Linked DNA regions of Homo sapiens: region 1 is linked to region 2. A link is a contact called in ENCODE Hi-C or POLR2A ChIA-PET data. All regions are on one chromosome and are shown on one strand. Each heading gives the region's core, a stretch centred on a gene start or an enhancer-like site at or near the end of the contact. The rest is flanking DNA. Distances are from core to core; before and after follow the strand shown.

Evidence for each region. A loop is a pair of places that touch in the nucleus more often than their neighbours do. ChIA-PET counts read pairs that join two places held with the same protein, here RNA polymerase II (POLR2A). Pooled maps may share reads with other maps.
Region 1: a loop to region 2 is called in a pooled map, with 2.2 times the contacts of the local background. The contact joins two enhancer-like sites. A Hi-C loop is called at or near these places in 2 of 50 pooled maps. POLR2A ChIA-PET finds 5 or more read pairs at or near these places in 3 of 52 experiments (HEK293T, Panc1 and activated T-cell).

What each region holds. Positions count from the first base shown.
Region 1 is chr17:3,027,462-3,032,829 of GRCh38, reverse strand. It overlaps RAP1GAP2 (RAP1 GTPase activating protein 2), which reads right to left. Exons shown (of 25, transcript NM_015085.5): 23 at 1,832-1,908; 24 at 381-419. The coding sequence ends at 411. Among named protein-coding and RNA genes, the nearest start is that of OR1D5, 33 kb to the left of the region's middle. Within about 2 kb of position 3,114, at least 5 of the 41 ENCODE cell types and tissues checked have a DNase peak (open chromatin) inside an H3K27ac peak, as active enhancers do.
Region 2 is chr17:2,903,387-2,908,147 of GRCh38, reverse strand. RAP1GAP2 (RAP1 GTPase activating protein 2) reads right to left here. Exons shown (of 25, transcript NM_015085.5): 3 at 2,780-2,864. Among named protein-coding and RNA genes, the nearest start is that of RAP1GAP2-AS1, 60 kb to the left of the region's middle. RefSeq lists an enhancer at 4,122-4,761. Within about 2 kb of position 2,692, at least 6 of the 41 ENCODE cell types and tissues checked have a DNase peak (open chromatin) inside an H3K27ac peak, as active enhancers do.

The DNA.
Region 1 (5,368 bases), core at 1,865-4,364, 120 kb before region 2:
CTCCGCCAAAGACACAAGGAGGGAACAGCTGCCTGAGGGCAGGGGAGCAAGGGAGCCCTCAGGAACTCCTCCCTCCTGGGTCAGAAGCGGGCTTGGGCGACTCCCCTTCTGCCTGCGGGAACCAGACCCCATCGGTGGAAGGGAGGCCTAACTAGTACGTCTAGTCCAGTGTCACTGGGAACCCCCTTCCCATCCGCACACAGGCCATCTGCCCCTCCTTCCCCATTGCAGGTCTTCAGGGGCGAGTAGGAGACTCTTTGGACATCCCCAGCTGGCGGCATCTCTCCGGCCATTCTGAGGTTACAAGGCCTCTAGTTCCCTGATCTAAAAGAAACACACGTCCCCCCTCACGGCCACAGCAGGACATTCACTCAACCCACCTTGGACAGGCGAAGGACTCCACTTTCACATTAGTGACCCTGTTTCAACAAAAATCCATACAGGAGTTTAAATAACCAGACAGCACAGGTCCCTTCCACGGCGGCTCTGTGCACTCAGCTCTCAACAGTCTGGTGAGCTCAGGAAGGGATTCAGGACCCCAGGAACAAGCACTTCCCACCTCACATCTGGACCTGGAGTTCTCGATAGTCTGGCGAGCTCAGAAAGGGACTGGGGGACCCGGGAACCAGCCCTTCCCACCTCACATCTGGACCTGGAGCTCTCGATAGTCTGGAGAGCTCAGGAAGGGATTCGGGACCCAGGAACCAGCCCTTCCCACCTCACATCTGGACCTGGAGCTCTCGATAGTCTGAAGAGCTCAGGAAGGGATTCGGGACCCAAGAACCAGCCCTTCCCACCTCACAACTGGGCCTGGAGCTCTCGATAGTCTGGAGAGCTCAGGAAGGGACTGGGGGACCCAGGAACCAGCACCTTCCACCTCACATCTGGACCTGGAGCTCTCGATAGTCTGGTGAGCTCAGGAAGGGATTCGGGACCCAGGAACCAGCCCTTCCCACATCACATCTGGACCTGGAGCTCTCGATAGTCTGGAGAGCTCAGGAAGGGACTGGGGGACCCAGGAACCAGCCCTTCCCACCTCACATCTGGACCTGGAGCTCTCGATAGTCTGGTGAGCTCAGGAAGGGATTCGGGACCCAGGAACCAGCCCTTCCCACCTCACATCTGGACCTGGAGTTCTCGATAGTCTGGCGAGCTCAGAAAGGGACTGGGGGACCCAGGAACCAGCCTTTCTCACCTCACATCTGGACCTGGAGCTCTTGATAGTCTGGTGAGCTCAGGAAGGGATTCGGGACCCAGGAACCAGCCCTTCCCACCTCACATCTGGACCTGGAGTTCTCCATAGTCTGGCGAGCTCAGAAAGGGACTGGGGGACCCAGGAACCAGCACCTTCCACCTCACATCTGGACCTGGAGCTCTCGATAGTCTGGAGAGCTCAGGAAGGGACTGGGGGACCCAGGAACCAGCACCTTCCACCTCACATCTGGACCTGGAGCTCTCGATAGTCTGGTGAGCTCAGGAAGGGACTGGGGGACCCAGGAACCAGCCCTTCCCACCTCACAACTGGGCCTGGAGCTCTCGATAGTCTGGAGAGCTCAGGAAGGGACTGGGGGACCCAGGAACCAGCACCTCCCACCTCACATCTGGGCCTGGCCGTGTCCAGAGGTGTAGCTCCACCTTGGGAGTTGTGGCAAAGGTGGCTGGAACCCGGAGACACGGCCTGCACCTGCTGGAGCCAGACGTCCCCAGAGCTTCCCCTGCCTCCTTCGGGGAGCCCCCTCTGGGATGTCTGAACCCTCTTCCTCTGGCCTCAGGAAGGAAGGCTGGGCCTCTGCAGAAAGTGGAGTGTGGGGTGTGGGAGGCGCATCCTTACCGCACCAGAGCTGGCATGGCTGAGCTTGTCAAAGCGGAATTTCAGGTTCGATCTCGGGGAGTTTCTGCTTTTGGCATCTAAGAAAAAGAACGGCCATGAAAGGAGGGTGGAGCTGTGGAGGCCACTGGGGCTGTGTGTGGGGACTGGCTAGGGAGGCCAGGGGAAGGGGGCCTCCTGCCCTCCACCAGGACCAGGCACCCTAGCTGACCTGTGCCGACCCACGAGAGCCAACTCCTAGATTATAGAATTGTGGTGAGCTGGTTGTTCAACTCAGGCCATTTTTTAAAGTTGAATTATATATAAGCTTACAGTTCAATAAATTATATTCAACAGAGGTAATAAATACTTGAAATTCGTCACTTCCTACTTATTTTTCTCTGTTTTACGATTATCTGTGCTCTTACGTCTATTGTATCCATGTGGTAGAAACACCCTAAAGATGGTGGCTACAGTATATCTTCTTCCCAAGTCCACGTTCGAGGACATCACGTCAGTAGCTTGAGATCAGCCACGACAAGTGTATTTACACCACAGAAACTGGTACATGCTACAAATCATGACTTGATTGATTGTTTTGTTGTCTAGACTTAAGGAACTAATAGAAAAAAAGGAATTTACATGAAACTTCAAAACATGCTGTGTCTGCAGCGATTACATTGTGAATAGCACAAAAGAAAACTGAGGAAATATCCTTCCGGGGTTTGAAAACTTTTCTCGGATACAGCAAGGAAATGACTCATGTCACTGACGAATGAAGTTCTCTTAATACAAAATACTCATGGCCGGGCGCCATGAGAGTGAGTGTGTGTGTGTGTGTGTGTATAATATATATTATACATATGTATATACATATAACATATAATATATATGTATATATAATATATACATATATGTATATTATGTGTATCTATAACATATGTATATTATATGTATATACTATATATGTATATATAATATATACATATAAAATACTTATTAACAAACATGGTAATATCAGTCCACATTCATGTCAGAATTACACACATTCATCTCCTGCAGCCTTAAGTTGGCTACAGATAAAAAGGTGAAGCAAACACCACTAAAAGCATTCTGTGAGAATCAGTTGGACATATGGGACTTATGGTAAAGAATATTATCTAGTATTTGTACACTGGGTTTGACATCCATCGTATAATAAAATTCCGTTAAGTGTGTGTGAGTGGTGGCAGAGCCCGGTGTCAACATTTCCCGCTGTGCCCCGCTGGCAGGAGGGCCACTTGACTTTCTGGCTGTCCTCTGGCCGAGGGTATGGAAAGCTTAGTGCAGCCTTCCTGGAAGCTGCTGGCTGGTTCGTGGTGCTTCGAATCGAGGAGTTCCACCCAGGGCTACAACACCTCTGTGTAACCTATCAGTCCTCTTCTGTGCCCCAGGAAGCCCAGGTAGGAAATGACCATGATCAGATATCTGACATTATGGAGACTGTACGTCAGGACGTCAGGCCACCTCTCCCCACTCCACCCTGCCTCTCCCCAGACTCAGCCAAACAGCATGAAACCGGTTCCCAGATCCCCCCAAGCCCACCCTGATCCAGTGGGTACCAAGCACATCTTTCGTGGGCTGGGGGTGAAAAGCAGCCCATCGGGGTTAAATACTGTGTGGAGAAAAGGTGTGTAAGAGGCAGCCTCACCGTGTGGTGTGGGAAGCACCGGCCATAAGTCACCAGACCCGCTCCAGGTCCCTTCCGCCCTCGGTGACCTTCAGCAACCTGCAGAGACTCTCTAATTCCTTTACTCAAAACCTTCCTTACTTTGACGTTTATTTAACACCAAGTGGGGGCCAGGCTTGCTTACAGATTCTTTCATTCATTCCTTCAATATTTAAGTCTTATTTAGAAAACAAAACAAAACAAAACAAAAACACCAGGTCAGGCGCGGTGGCTCACGCCTGTAATCCCAGCACTTTGGGAGGCCGAGGTGGGTGGATCACGAGGTCAGGAGTTCGAGACCAGCCTGGCCAACATGGTGAAACTGTGTCTCTACTAAAAATAAAAAAATTAGCCGGGCATGTGGCACATGCCTGTAATCCCAGCTACTTGGAAGGCTGAGGCAGGTGAATCACTTGAACCTGGGAGGCGGAGGTTGCAGTGAGCCGAGATTGCGCCATTGCACTCCAGCCTGGGTGGCAGAGTGAGACTCCATCTCGAAAAAAAATCAGGGAATTTGTATTTCCACCCCCTTTTACAGATGAGGAAACTGAGGCTCAGAGACGTGGACCTGTCAATGCTACAACCAGGATTTGAACCCAGCTCCGCAGCTGCCCAACCACAGGGGGCTGAATGAGAGGAGGCACGTGAACTCTTCCACTCACTGAGAAACACGCATGCAAAGGGTCACTGGCTGTGGAATCACGATCTTCCCTTCATCTCTGACCCTGCAGGTTCCCTTTGCAACATCCCTTCGCTGTGTGAACCCCAGGAACATTTTGGCTTCAGCCACCCTGAAGGCCTGTTGGCCCTTCCTGTGTTTCTACCATTGAGACTAGAGTTTTTCAACCGAATGTCATTTGGGGTCAGAGAATTATTTGTCTGATGTGGCTAGGGGGCTGTCCTGTACATTGCTTATCAGCTTCCGTGACCTCTGCCCACTAGATGCCAGTAGCACCCCTCCAAAATTGTGAAAATTAAAAATGTCGCCAGACATTGCCAGACATCCATGGGGTAGCAAGACTGCCCCCGGCTCAGAACCGCTGACTACACTATTGTCTCATTCCCATTCTTTAACCAACACCGAGGTTAACAGTTCCAGGCCTCGTACAAGCATGAGCTCCTTTCATCTTCATACAACCAACCCTCTGAGGCAGACACGACTCTTCCCCTCCCTTCATTTTCTGCTTGGAGAAACTGAGGCACAGACAGGCTTGGTGACTCGCCCAATGACATGTCTAGTAAGCAGCAGACCCAGGATTTGGACCCAGGCTCAAAGTCCTGTGCTGCCCTCACGAGGGCAGAGACCCGGAGCACCCGCCCAGCAGTGCCCACCGCACAGGTCTACCTGAACGGCCCTCAGGTGCTGGCCCCCCTATTCTGACCAACTGCAGGGATCACAGAACCCCAAAACGCCCAGACTCCTGCTCTCTCTGAACCCCTGCTACTGAGCCCGTACATTTTACCTCCTTGATCTCTCCTGAACCGAGGTGCTTCTGCCGCAGCTCCCCTCCCCTCCTCTCCCCTCCCCTCCATCCCTCCCCTCTGCTCCTGCTCTCTACTAATCCATTCTACACTCAGCAGCTGCAGCAGCCAAAATGGACTTTCTCAACTCCAGATGGTGCTTCCCTACTTAAGAACCTTCAAACACTCCAACAGTGGCCGCTAGCAGAACAAAATCCTCACCCGGGGCCCGGGGCTGACCCAGCCTGTCAACGCTCCGGCCTCTCTGACGCCTGGCTCTGTGAACCCAGCTGCCATGAACACGTGCAGTTCCGGAATACCCGCTCTCTCCTCTCCTCTGGGCCTTTCCACATGCTGTTCCCTCCCCCTGCAGCCCTTCCCCCGTCTTGTAT
Region 2 (4,761 bases), core at 1,443-3,942:
TGTATACAAATCACCGGAAAATGACGGTAAAATGCTGACTCTGGGCCAGGCGTGGTGGCTCACGACTGTAATCCCAGCACTTTGGGAGGCCGAGGCGGGCGCATCACGAGGTCAGGAGTTCGAGACCAGCCTGGCCAACATGGTGAATCCCCGTCTCTACTAAAAATACAAAAGTTAGCCAGGCGTGGTGGCACGCACCTGTAATCCCAGCTACTCGGGAGGCTCAGGTAGGAGAAGCGCTTGAACCCAGGAGGTGGAGGTTGCAGTGAGCCAAGATCGCGCCACTGCACTCTGGCTCGGCGACAGAGCAAGGCTCTGTCTCAAAAAAATAAAAAAGCTGACTCTGATTCAGTGGTCTGGGGTGGAACCTGAGATTCTGCATTTCTAAGGGGCTCGCAAATGGTGCAGGTGTTGCTGGTCCCTTGGCCTCCCTTTGAACAGCAAGAATCTAGAACACTCTCCTCCACTCGGACTCCACCTTAGCCTAACTAGCACCTATCCAATTTTCAGGGCTCAGCTGAAACATCATTTCCTAACAAAAAGCCCTACCTGACCCTCTCCGAGACTAGGTTAGAGTCCCCCCACCTCCTAACCTTACGTTCCCCCTGAGCTATGCTGTGCTTCACCTTTAGAATATTCACCACGTTTAACTGTGCAGCCCTCATTCCTGACATTATTTTTCCATTTTTGGCTCCCTAGCTAGACGACAAGCTCTAGGAGAGCAGGGACCACAATGTCTGGTTTACTACAAGGTCCCCAGAACCGAGCACTGGGCCTGGCTGAGCATGCGCACATGTGGCGGAAAGCTGTGGGTCTTGCCTGCCCCGCATCCCTTCCCCTTCTTCTCATGGTACCACCGCCATTTCCCTCTAGGACCTACCCCTCCCTCATTCTCAGTTCTTATGGTTTAGGTGGGCGGTCATGAGACCCAGGTCTGGCCAATCAGAGCCTTTCATCTTTCTGGTGCCGGTAATTGGTTCAGGGACAAACATGTGACCTAAGCCAGCCAATGAGCTTCTTCCCTGGGACTTTGTTAGAACTACTGGGGGAAAAAAATACTTTTCTTTTCACTGGGGTTACTTCACAGGTAGGAGCTGCTACCACCCTTCGGCTGCCACAAAGGCAGCTTGACAAAGAATGAAACCAACACAGAAGAGAGAAAGAATGAGACTGATCTTGCGGATGCAGTCATGCCTGCCGTCTATGCTTGCAATTACAAAGGCAAAAAATACCCTTTTATGACTAAGCCAGAGTGAGTTATGTTTCTGTCACTTACAACCAAGAGTCCTAACTAATACAAAATTCAAATAAATACTGGGTATTAAATGAATTAAATGAGTACATGAGTAAGTAAAATCTGCCAAGAGAATTCAGGGACTCCTCCTAGGAGACTGTCAGACTTCTCCCTGCAAACTCCTGCCATCTGTGAGGACAGAGACAAGCATCCCACAGCCACCTTTGTAGACCAAGGGGACACTCGGAATGGTGACAGGCTTCTTAGCATTACCCTGTGCAAAGAGCTGGCCCAGCACCCGGCTCAGATACCAACACTGAGCTGGGTGCTGGGGCAGGCACTAGGCTAGTGAAGGTGGTCTGGCTTCCACTGCCCTCTGGGTACTGCACAAGGAAGACAGCACAGCTCTCCTTGGTCAGCCCTGCACCCTGTCCTGCCCCCCCGCCCACCGCTGACCACTTAACCCACCCAGGGCAGGCTCTGGCTACCCCTCAACACACAGGCTCCTCGAGGCATACCACATGGCTCTGTATGTGATGGGTATCGGATACAGGACAACAACAGGAAGATGGATGGGTTTTATCTGCTTCCTATGGGTTGTCATCTTGCAAAAGATTAGGTTCAGGGAAGAGGAGGGGTGATGCAGAGCAGTGAGGAAGAGATGCCTGATGATCTCCCTGTGAGCCACTCAGAGCACAGCCCCAGGACAGAGAGGAGCTGGCCTAGATGTCCCCTCAGATGACTCAGGAGGCAGGTGACTTCTTCAGCACTAGTCCTCACTCACTCCACAGAGTGTGAAGGAAGGAGGGAGGCAGGGAGGGAGGGAGGGAGAGCGTGCATGCCAGCCTATGCAGAAACACTGGCTGAGCCAAAAGTCTCCTCTGAGGACCAGCTCAGGCCTGTGTGGCCATCCTGCCGAGGCGTCGGACTGAAAAGTGATGGGGGAAGGTCATGGTGGCAGAAGGGCACTGCTCCCTCGGCTCCCGTCCAGGAGTGAGAAGGTCCTGGGCCTAGCAGCCTGGACTGTGGTCTCCCCAGGAAAAAGGCTCACGAAGGAAGTGCTGATAAGAAAATAACTGCCACCCCGACCCGAACCTCCAGCCAACCCTTCCATGGGGACTGCCGTGAACAGGCCCAGCTCAGAAGGGCCAGCCAGAGGCCGGCAGACCAGCATGCAAATGCCCTTCAAGTCCCAGGAGGGCCACAGCCCAGCCCCAGGCAGTCCTTCTGGGCAGCTGCCTTCTATCCCCCGGCTTCCTCCTGGCTGGGCCCCTTGTTCCCAAACTCCACTACCAATTACCAAGAGTCCTGCCAACCCCATTTCAACCCCAATGTCCTCACCGCCCCTTGACACAGACACCCTGAGTCTCTTGTCATGCTTCCCCCGCACTGGTGCTTAACTGAACATCACCTCCTCCGAGGTGTCAGGACACTCCACAGCCCCACTGCGACGGACGCTGCTGGGCCTGGAGCCAAAGCCACAGCAAGGCCTCACAACTTCCCCACACTCTCCCCTCCCTGCCTTCCTGAATCGAAGCCTCTTACCTTCATGGTGGGAGGTGCCGTGAGAGGAGGGGAGAGCGGCCGGTCTGGGAGGGTCGCATCCGAGCTGTTGGCCAGCTCCTGCTTCCTGTGAAGAGGCCAAAAGAGGTGAGTGAGGACCTGCCTGCGCCTTCCCTTCTCTCCTCCAAGAGTGACTGGGCTCTCGGACACAGTTTAACATACAATGCAGGCTGGGTTGGGTGGCTCACGCCAGTAATCCCAGCACTTTGGGAGGCCGAGGCAGACGGATCACCTGAGGTCAGGAGTTCAAGACCAGCCTGACCAACATGGTGAAACCCCATCTCTACTAAAAATACAAAAAATTAGCTGGGCGTGGTGGTGCACGCCTGTAGTCCCAGCTACTAGAGAGACTGAGGCAGGAGAATCACTTGAACCTGGGAGGTGGAGGTTGCAGTGAGCCAAGATGGCGCCACTGCACTCCAGCCTGGGCAACAAGAATGAAACTCCGTTTCCAATTAAAAAAAAAAATACAATGCAGAAACCAGAATTGGGAGCATTTTCTTTACTCCAATGCACCAAAATCTAAAGCAGTGCTACTCTAAGTATGGTCCCTGGACCACCAGCGGCACCTGGGAACTCGAAAGACATGCACATTTGCAGGTGCACACCAGGCTCTCCAGTGATGAGCCCAGGAACCTGCGCTCCAACGAGCTCTCCAGGTCATTCTGCTACACGGCAAAGTCTGAGAACCACGGGGCTAAAGAGATCCAGGACTGGGGCTGGGTGTGAGAAGAGGAGGGGAGAAACGCGGATTCATTCTCCCTTGAGCCCCTCTGCACGTACACACACACACACACACACACACACACACACACACACAGGCCCTGGTCAAAAAGCTGTCCTCGGGAGACAGGGCTGCCTGCCGTGCAACCGCAGGTAAAACTTAACTTAGTCCATGTGGGCTAGGACGGTAGAGAGGCAGCTAAACAGAGTTGTGTCACCATGGCAACATGACTGCGACAAGTTTGCCGCGCTCACACACTCCCCACTTTCCATCTGGCCCTCGCTGGTGACCGGGGAGTGCTGTGTGCGGTCCCATCACCAAGCAGACGGTTTGGCATGGGATCAGCCTTCAGAGCCACGGCTGCACAACAGGGCCAGCTGGGCAGAGCCTGGGGAATTCCCGGGTGAGGGACTCCAGTGTCCTGAACAAGCTCTGGCTGTACCCAGGAGGGGACGAGGGGGCTGGGAGAACCGTATTAAAAGCCGAAGAGGGCCGGGCTGAGCCGTCAAAGCCCCCAACTTTACAAGTGTGTCCTCCTCTACAGCCCCGCTCTGAAGCAGCAGAGAGAGTCAGCCCAACCCCCAGGTCCTGCGTAAATGATCAAAGCACCCCCACTGCCACCTCCAGAGAATCCTTCTGCCCCTCTTCCCAGCCCAAGTCCTGCCAGCGAAGCGACAGTTCCAACCCCACACCTTCTTCATGACAGAAACCCACCCTCCCTACAGAGCCCAGCCCTCCAGGTTTCCAGGCCCAGACCCCATCCTGCCTGGCTCCCTGAGCCCACGGAGCAGGACCAGGCTGAGAACACTTCCAGGCTAGGCCTGGGTCATGTGTACCCCTGCCTGCCCCTGCAGTTGACCAGCCAGCCCTCCCTGTGGCCAACTAGGGAGCCACATCAGGGGCCTGGGGACTACCTGGCTTGGCAGAGAATCCATTCCACCCCATTAACCTGAACCTGGCAATCCCTGTCTCCTGCTCCCCATCTCCCTTCCTCTTTCTTTCTTCCTGGACCTTGTTGATGTAAGTTTTGATGGCTGGAGAGGGGGGACTCTCCCGCCTGATCCAGGCTGTAACTGGCTCAAGAAACCAGCAGGGCTGAGATAGCTCCTAGGTGTGTGCACACACTCTCACACACACACAAAAGCAGGCACCAGCTCCTGCTACCTCTCAGCTAGAGCTGCCAGCCTCCTTCTATGTACGGCCTTGGACATTACCACCGTAGGCTCCAGTCTGGCTGCTC